Regions from separate parts of the Homo sapiens genome. Here region 2 is linked to region 1. A link is an interaction called in ENCODE POLR2A ChIA-PET data of the cell type or tissue named here. Cell type or tissue: IMR-90. All regions are shown on one strand.

What was found. Peaks named below come from ENCODE experiments on the same cell type or tissue, not always from the same donor. Only the 100,000 strongest peaks of a DNase experiment are listed, where the experiment ranks them.
Region 2: POLR2A ChIA-PET joins it to region 1 with 5 read pairs; 19 of 35 experiments call an interaction of 5 or more read pairs at or near these places.

The regions. Positions count from the first base shown.
Region 1 is chr14:102,072,166-102,077,165 of GRCh38, forward strand. No RefSeq gene overlaps it. Among named protein-coding and RNA genes, the nearest start is that of HSP90AA1, 12 kb to the right of the region's middle. In IMR-90, a CTCF peak has its summit at 2,612; no DNase peak of the experiment used is centred here.
Region 2 is chr14:101,975,501-101,980,500 of GRCh38, forward strand. It overlaps DYNC1H1 (dynein cytoplasmic 1 heavy chain 1), which reads left to right. Exons shown (of 78, transcript NM_001376.5): 2 at 212-299; 3 at 3,819-3,992; 4 at 4,219-4,474; 5 at 4,864-5,000. Among named protein-coding and RNA genes, the nearest start is that of DYNC1H1, 13 kb to the left of the region's middle. In IMR-90, no CTCF peak of the experiment used is centred here; a DNase peak (open chromatin) is centred at 2,361; H3K27ac peaks cover 532 bases.

The DNA.
Region 1 (5,000 bases):
ACAATGGTCAGTTTTATGTTACAGGCCGGGTGTGGTGGCTCACGCCCATAACCCCAGCACTTTGGGAGGCCAAGGTGGGCAGGACACGAGGTCAGAAGTTCGAGACCAGCCTGGCCAATATAGCAAAACCCTGTCTCCACTAAAAGTACAAAAATTAGCCGGGCGTGGTGGCAGGTGCCCATAATCCCAGCTACTTGGGAGGCTGAAGAAGGAGAATCACTTGAACCTGGGAGGCGGAGGTTACAGTGAGCCGAGGATCGCACCACTGCACTCCAGCCTGGGCGACAAAGCAAGACTCTGTATCAAAAAAAAAAAAAGTTACATATATTTTACCACAATAAAAAAAATACAAAAAAGCTGGGCGCGGTGGCTCACACCTGTAATCCCAGCACTTTAGGAGGCTGAAGTGGGTGGATCACGAGGTCAGGAGTTTGAGACCACCCTGGCCAACATGGTGAAACCCTGTCTACTAAAAATACAAAAATTAGCCGAGCAGGGTGGCTGGCGCCTGTAATCCCAGCTACTTGGGAGGCTGAGCCAGGAGAATCACTTGAACCTGGGAGGCAGAGGTTGCAGTGAGCTGAGATCACGCCATTGCACTCCAGCCTACGCAACAAGAGCAAAACTCTGTCTCAAAAAAAAAAAAAAAAAAAAAAAAAGAGAAAGAGAAATCATTCCAGGCAGAGGAGCTCTGTTGTCTGGTGTGTGAGGTCTTAGAAAGAGACGTCAGTTTTTTTTTTCTTTTTCTTTTTTCTTTTTTTTGAGACAGAGTCTTGCTCTATGCCCAGGCTGGAGTGCAGTGGTGTGATCTCGGCTCACTGCAACCTCCACCTCCCAGGTTCAAGTGATGCTCCTGCCTCAGCCTCCTGAGTAGCTGGGATTACAGGCACCTGCCACCATGCCCAGCTAACTTTTGTATTTTAGTAGAGATGGGGTTTCACCATGTTGGTCAGGCTGGTCTTGAACTCCTGACCTCAGGTGATCCACCCACCTCGGCCTCCCAAAGTGCTGGGATTACAGGCATGAGCCACTGCAGCGGTCTGTCAGTTTTGAGTTGCCCAGCGCTGAATCCCCCTCCTACATTCTGGGGACTCCCCAACCTCACGAGGCCAGATGGGAGGAAAAGGCCATGAAAAGACCAGACACCGGTTTTCCCAGCCTCTCTTGCAGCTAGGACACAGGCTAGGCTCAGCCAATCACATTTTGAATGGGGTGTTTAAATGGGGCAGCTGGTGTGGGGAAAAGCCAGGGTCCAGGGACAATCTATTTTGGAAGCGGGTAGGGGAAGATATAGTCTGTCTACCTCTTACTTGCTGTGTGACCACTCTGATCTTCAGTTTCCTCATCTATCAAAAGGAATTGATAAACGATACCTTCTTCGTAAGATTCTAGACTCAAATGAGACCTCATTAATGTAATTGTTGCAGCTGACTGGTGGGCACCTGTCGGTTCATAAAACAATTCCTGACCAGGTGCAGTGGCTCATGCCTGTAATCCCAGCACTTTGGGAGGCCGAGGTGGGTGGATCACCTGCCATGCTGGTCAGGAGTTCAAGACCAGCCTGGGCAACATGGAAAAACCCCATCTCTACTAAAAACACAAAAAATTAGCCAGGTGTGGTGGCAGTGCTTGTAATCCCAGCTACTTGGGAGTTTGAGGCAGGAGAATAACTTGAATCCCAGAGGCAGAGGTTGTAGTGAGCCAAGGTCACGCCACTGCACTCTAGCCAGGGCGACAGAGTGAGACTCTGTCTCCAAAAATAAATAAATAAATAAATAAACAAAACAAAATATACATAACATGAAGTTTACCATTTTAACCTTTTTTTTTTTTTGAGACAGTGTCTGGCTCTGTTGCCCAGGCTGGAGTGCAGTGGCGTGATCTCAGCTCATTGCAAGCTCCGCCTCCCAGGTTCACACCACTCTCCTGCCTCAGCCTCCTGCGTAGCTGGGACTACAGGCGCCTGCCACCACACTCAGCTAATTTTTTTGTACTTTTAGTAGAGACGGGGTTTCACCTTGTTAGCCAGGATGGTCTCGATCTCCTGACCTCGTGATCCGCCCGCCTCGGCCTCCCAAAGTGCTGGGATTACAGGTGTGAGCCACCGCACCCTGCCCATTTTAACCATTTTTAAGTCTGCAGTTCAGTGGTGGAGATATCCACATTATTGTACAAACATCATCACCATCCATCTTCAGAACTTTTTCATCTTCCCAAATGAAAACTGTTCCCATTAAATGCTAACTCTCCCTTCCCTCCTCCCCAAGCTTGGGCAACCAGCATTCTACTTCCTGTCTCTCTGAATTTGCCTACTCTAGGTACCTGAGGTAAGTGGAATCATACAGTGTGTGTCCTTCTGTGACTGGCTTATTTCACTTAGTACAATGTCTTTAAGGTTCATCCATGTCGTAGCATGTGTCAGAATTTTCTTCCTTTTTAAGCCTGAATAATATTCCATTGTATGCATAGACCACATTTTGTTTATCCGTTCATCTTGAGTAAATCCCAAGGAGTGGAATCCCTGGATCATGTGGCAATGCTATGTTTAACATTTTGAGGAACAGCCAGACTGTTTTCCAAAACAGTATCATTTTACATTCCTACCAGCAGTGTACCTATGAGGGTTCCAATTTTCCACATCCTTGCCAACATTTGTTATTATCTATCTGCTTCTATTTTGTATGTTTTGGAAATCTCCCAAATAAATAGTTTATAAAAAAGAGAAAATTAGCCAGGCGTGGTGAAGTACGCCTGTGGTCCTAGCTACTCAGGAGGCTGAGGCACAAGAGTTGCTTGAACCTGGAAGGTGGAGGTTGTGGTGAGCCAAGATGGTGCCACTGCACTCCAGCCTGGGTGACAGAACGAGACTCAGTCTCAAAAAAAAAAAAAAAAAAAAAAAAAAAAAAAAATTAGAAACTGTAAGTGAAAGTGTAAACTATGAAGTGCTTAGGTTAATTTGTTATTTGTTAGCATAGATTTGTGTGCCTGTCATGTGCCAGACACTGTTATGAGTATTTGGGATACAAACATAAGCAAAACACACACACATCTGTAGTCTTAAACTCAAGACTGGGCCTATCTGCTCCTCCAGAACCCCTTCCCTGGAAGCAGAGCTGAGCCTAGGACATCCATCCCACTCCCCAGGCCCTGCCCAGCTCTTGGGCATTTGGGAGGTGTCGGGGTGCAGGAGTAGAAGTCTGATGCCTGCACCGCAGCCCTGGCCTCCCTTAGCCCAGAGAGCCCTGCGTGTTCTCCACTTCCAGAGCTTGTTTTTCTTATCTATAAAATAAAGTGGGGCCGGGTGCAATGCCTCATACCTGTAATCCCAGAACTTTGGGAGGCTGAGGCAGGAGGATTGCTTGAGTCCAGGTGTTCAAGACCAGCCTGGGTAATACGATGAGACCCCACCCCCACCCCCCACCCCATCTCTACAAAAAATACAAAAATTAGTAATTAGCCGGGCATGGTGGCACGTGCCTGTAGTCTCAGCTGCTTGGGAGGCTGATTTGGGAGGATCGCTTGAGCCTGGAAGGTCAAGGCTGCGGTGAGCTGAGCTTGTACCACTGCACTCCAGCCCAGGCAACAGAGCCAGACCCTGTCTCAAATAATAAAATATAAAATAAAATAAGGCAGGTATGGTGGCTCACACCTGTAATCCCAGCACTTTGGGAGGTGGAGGTAGGCAGATCCCTTGAAGTCAAGAGTTCAAGACCAGCCTGGCCAATATGGTGAAACCCTGTCTCTACTAAAAATACAAAAATTAGCTGGGTGTGGTGGCACATGCTTGTAATCCCAGCTTCTTGGGAGGCTGAGGCGCGACGACTGCTTGCATCTGAGAGTCAGAGGTTGCAGTGAGCCAAGATTGTGCCACTGCACTCCAGCCTAGGCAACAGAACGAGACTCTGTCTCAAAAACAAAACAAAGCCGGGCGCGGTGGCTCATGCCTGTAATCCCAGCACTTTGGGAGGCCAAGGCGGGTGGATCACAAGGTCAGGAGATCGAGACCATCCTGGCTAACACGGTGAAACCCCGTCTCTACTAAAAATACAAAAAATTAGCCGGGTGTGGTGGTGGGCGCTTGTAGTCCCAGCTACTCAGGAGGTTGAGGCAGGAGAATGGCATGAACCCAGGAGACGGAACTTGCAGTGAGCCGAGATCGCACCACTGCACTCCAGCCTGGGCGACAGAGTGAGACTCTGTCTCAAATAAATAAATAAATAAATAAATAAATAAATAAATAAATAAATAAATAAAATATAATAAATAAAATGAAAGCTGGAATATGGGCCCACCTGGTATGAAGATGAGACAATTTCGGCCAGGCATGATGGCTTACACCTGTAATCCCAGCACTTTGGGAGGCCGAGGCAGGCAGATCATGAGGTCAGGAGATCAAGACCATCCTGGCTAACACGGTGAAACCCTGTCTCTACTAAAAATACAAAAAATTAGCCGGGTGTGGTGGCGGGAACCCGTAGTCCCAGCTACTCAGGAGGCTGAGGCAGGAGAATGGTGTGAACCCAGGAGGTGGAGCTTGCAGTGAGCTGAGATTGCGCCACTGCACTCCAGCCTGGGCGACAGAGCGAGACTCCGTCTCAAAAAAAAAAAAAAAAAAAAAAAAAAGATGAGACAATTTCGTGAAAGGAGAAGGAAAAGCGGACTTAGCCAGCTGCCTCAGTATTACCGGTATTAAGGACATTTTTCAAGGGGTGGGTACAGGCCCCACCGTTTTGAAGAGGCTTCTCATGGCAAACCACAGGCTACCAGGCCCATGGCTAATGTTCCAGGAACACACAATAATTTGTATCCCCCCTCAGACGGCTCACATGTCCCTTCCCAAGAGCAAGCATGCCCACTTCTCAAGCCTGGGAGTGTGCCCTTCCTTCAGCCAGGAAATCCACCTCCACTTCCCTCTTTTTGAATGAGGTCAGCTTTATTTATTTATATATTTCTTTCTTTAGACCATCTGAGCAGGCGTATTTATTTAATATTATTATTTT
Region 2 (5,000 bases), 97 kb before region 1:
CCCACTTCACAGACAACCGCCTTGCCCAAAGTCACACAGCAAAGTCAGGAGTGAGGAAAAAAACGGATAGGAAGGGAAAAATAGTGCCAAGTCATGTAGGTGTCGATATGTCAGGCTGGGAGTAGGGAGAAAATAGTCATTGTCTAAGCAGTTGATAAATAAGAAATTGGAAATGTTGATATTAATTTGATATATTTATTATGATTTGTAGAGGACGTCGGTGATGAAGGAGAAGAAGAAAAAGAATTCATTTCCTATAACATCAACATAGACATTCATTATGGGGTTAAATCCAATAGGTGAGTAGTACAAATATTACCATTATCTCAGGTTATAAATTTGTGAGAATTAATATGAATCTTTTTTCTTTTCAAACTCAGAAATTCTTACTAAGAGAATTAATATAAATCTTTTTTTTTTTTTTGAGACGGAGTTTCGCTCTTGTTGCCCAGGCTGGAGTACAATGGCGCGATCTCGGCTCACTGCACCCTCTGCCTCCCGGGTTCAAGCAATTCTCCTGCCTCAGCCTTCCAGGTAGCTGGGATTGCAGACATGCACCGCCACGCCTGGCTAATTCTGTATTTTTAGTAGAGACAGGGTTTCTCCGTGTTGGTCAGGCTGGTCTCGAACTCCTGACCTCAGGAGATCCACCCGCCTCAGCCTCCCAAAGTGCTAGGATTACAGACGTGAGCCACCGTGCCCAGCCTAAAATTAATATCAATCTTAATTGACTCAGACAAACACATTAAGAAAACACTCAAGCCCGGCACGGTGGCTCACGCCTGTAATCCCAGCACTTTGGGAGGCTGAGGTGGGCAGATCACGTGAAGTTGGGAGTTTGAGACCACCCTGACCAACATGGAGAAACCCTGTCTCTACTAAAAATACAAAATTAGCCAGGCGTGGTGGTGCATGCCTGTAATCCCAGCTACTTGGGAGGCTGAGGCAGTTGAATAGCTTGAACCCGGGAGGCAGAGGTTGCAGTGAGCCGAGATTGTGCCATTGCACTCCAGCCTTGGCAACAAGAGCGAAACTCTGTCTCAAAAAAGAAAAAAAAAAAAGGAAAAGAAAACGCTCAAAAGATTTCTGGTCTTTAAATTCAGTGTCTTTGATTTCATGTCTTCAAATTAGGAAGTTTTCCAATTCAATATAAATTCTAAAATACTGTCCTTTTAGTTGCCATATCATGGCATCTATCTTCTGTTTGAGCTGTAATATATGTAACATGTCTGATGCTACTCTCAGGTTACAGTCAGCCCTCGATATCTGTGGTTCCACATCTGCAGATTCAACCAACCACAGATAGAAAATATTTGCGGGAAAAAAGCAATACATACAATACAAAAATAACAAAGAAAGCAAGTAAAAAACAGCCAGTATAACAACTATTTATGTATTGTTTATGTTGTGTTAGGGATTATAAGTAATCTGGAGATTATTTAAAGTATGCTGGAGGATGTGCATAGGTTATATGCAAATACTGTGCCATTTTATATAAGCAAGTTAACGTTTGCGGATTTTGGTGTTCCAGGGGAGTCCTGGAATCAATTTCCCACAGATACCAAGGGACAACTGGATATCTGATTTTTCATTATTACAGATAACTAGTAAACATTCTATATGCAGGTTTGATTCTTTTTAGGATAAATTCTAAAGATAGCATTACTAGTTCACATGCAAAACATCATTAAAATTTTTAATGCATGTTACCAGATTTTCCACTTTTCAGAAAGATTGTGCTAATTTATCCTAGTAGACATATCCAAATTTAAATATGTAAATGTCATAATGGATTCCGCATTTTTTTAAGCTTATTTTGAGTAATCTCAGGTTACGGAAGAGTTGCGTGAATAGTATATAGAACTCCCAGATATCAGTTGTTAATGTTTGCCACTTTTGCATTATCATTTTTCCCCTGAATCATTTGACAGTTAGTTATAGACAATATGCTCCTTTATCCCTAAATACTTGTGTGTATTTCCTAAGAACAAGGACATTCTCATTCGTAGCCTCAGTACAATGATCAAATTCAAGAAGTGTAAGATTGCTGCAGTATTGTTCTCTAATTATAGTACATGTTGAAATTGTCTCAATGATGTCCCTTATACTAATTTTCCCCTAATTCAGAGTCCAGTCCAGAATCACACTTTGGTTTCTTGTCACTCTAAATTCCTTTAATCTGGAGTAGTACTTCAGCCTTTGTGTACCTTTTGTGACACTGACTTGTTTGACATTTGCACACCAATAGCTTCATGGAACTGTTGGGTTTGCCTGATGTTTAGATTCAGGTTATACGATTTTGGCAGAAATACTATTGTGACTTCATTCTTTCTCAATGTGTTACATCAGAAAGTTTCATTGACTTTACAGTTATATGAAGTTTTTTGGGTTGTTTGTTTATTTTGAGATGGAGTCTCACTCTGCCGTCCAAGCTGGAGTGCAGTGGGGCAATCTTAGCTCACTGCAGCCTCTGCCTCCCAGGCTCAAGCGATCCTCCTGCCTCAGCCTCCTGAATAGTTGGGATTACAGGCACCTGCCACCACACCTGGCTAATTTTTTTTTCTTTCTTCTTGAGACGAAGTCTCGCTCTGTCGCCCAGTCTGGAGTGCAGTGGTGCGATCTCGGCTCACTGCAACCTCTGCCTCCTGGACTCAAGTGATTCTCCATCAACCTCCCGAGTAGCTGTGATTACAGGCATGTGCCACCATGCCCAGCTAATTCTTGTATTTTTAGTAGAGATGGGGTTTTGAAGTTTTTGAATAACTTTTTGAAGTTATCCGCCTGCCTCGGCCTCCCAAAGTGCTGGGATTGCAGGTGTGAGCTACTGTGCCCGGCCTAATTTTTGTATCTTTAGTAGAGATGTGGTTTCGCCATGTTGGCCAGGCTGGTCTCGAACTCCTGACCTCAAGGGATCTACTCACCTTAGCCTCCCAAAGTACTGGGATTACAGGCGTGAACCACCATGCCTGGCGTATGAAGTATTGTGTATAAAGTACTGGCAAGGGAATTAGAAAATTCAAATTTTATTAATTACCTTGAAGGCATTAATTTAACCAACTTTGAGTGCCTGTTGTGTGCAAGGTGTGGCAGTAGGTATATAGAGTAGTACACAAAGAAATAAAACCTGCTTCCTGTTCCCAAGAAGCTTGTCTTTGGGAGAAAGATTGGCAGATACATAACTAATTGTAATACTTGTCAAAATACAATGGAAACATGAAGACTGGAGAGATTGCTTCTGATTAGGGGAAGCCCACAGAAGAGGTCACACTGGAATTGAGTTATGAGGGTTAGAATTTCAGCAGATCAATATAGATTTCTTAAGCAAAGGCACAAAGCACGTGATGTGTTTAGGGAATGGGACATCTGGTCTAAGTGGTGTCTCAGGGTGGGAAAGAGGATACATAGCAGGAGGTGAAACAGGAAAAGCTGAGTAGGACCAGACTAAGGGGAGCCTGGAATGGCCTCTTATCACCTTAACCAGTGAGCAACTTTTGTTTACTTAGTACAGTAAATAAATGTTACACATTAGTGTAAGATCAGATTTAAGTACTACTTATATTTCTAGGGCAGGTTAGTTTTAGGCCAATATTACGAATTCAACCCATGTATGAGACAAGTTAACTTTGCCTGGTTTCATGTTTGTTCACATTCTGTAACCATAACCTTGATTCAGTAGCTCTCATGTACTAAAGAAAGACAAGCAGTGCATTTCACTATTAGAAAAGCAACACTTCAGTATATTCTTGTATGATTTTTAAATTAATAAGCCTAATTAGGAGTGTAACTTTTCTAATTTCTTGTTTTATTTTTCTTTTTAGCTTGGCATTCATTAAACGTACTCCCGTGATTGATGCAGATAAACCCGTGTCTTCTCAGCTCCGGGTCCTTACACTCAGTGAAGACTCGCCCTACGAAACTTTGCATTCTTTCATTAGCAATGCAGTGGCTCCTTTTTTTAAGTCCTACATTAGAGAGTCTGGCAAGGCAGACAGGTAAAAACTGTGGTTTGAATGTTATATTTCACTTAATGTTCACAAGATAGTATAGAACTCGGTGTAAAACTTGGGAATTGGGAGGGTAACGCTAGTGAGCCGAGGGGATATAAACCCTGTGTATTAATAAATATGTGTGTCATTACTATTTGACAGACCTGAAATGATGGGATCTCTTTGGAGACCAATAGCACACTAAATGTTGAGGTATGAAATCTGTTTTTAGGGATGGTGATAAAATGGCTCCTTCAGTTGAAAAGAAGATTGCAGAACTCGAAATGGGACTCCTTCACTTGCAGCAAAATATTGAAATTCCGGAGATCAGCCTGCCGATTCATCCAATGATCACAAATGTTGCAAAACAGTGTTATGAGCGTGGAGAAAAGCCAAAAGTTACAGACTTTGGTGATAAGGTTGAAGACCCAACATTTCTTAATCAGTTACAATCTGGAGTTAACCGCTGGATCCGAGAAATTCAAAAAGTAAGAGCACAGGATTGAAAGTTATGTAAAATATGTTACTCTTTAATATCTTTGGGAAAACTGATCTGGATTTTGTAAGTGAGGTAAATTATGTGATAACTTGTTAGTGGTGCCGCCTCTTGGTCCTGGGACTGTCCAGTGCAGGACTAGCCTTGGTCTGGGTGGAATGGTCAGGGGACAGTGTGAGATTGCTTGAGTAGTCACCCTGATAGAGCATTAATCTCAGCAGTCGTATACCTTTGATTTCAAATCAAGCCACTTTTGATTTACAGGGAAGGAAATCTACTTGAAATATAAAAATTGAGTTGTAATGCATGTGTTTTGTTAACGATATCTATTCTACCTTGTTTAAATAGTGAATACCCTTGGGTGTTATTTTATTTTCAAAGGTGACCAAACTGGATCGAGATCCTGCATCAGGAACTGCCTTACAGGAAATTAGTTTTTGGCTAAACTTGGAACGTGCGTTATACCGCATCCAGGAGAAACGGGAGAGCCCGGAAGTTCTCCTGACTCTGGATATCTT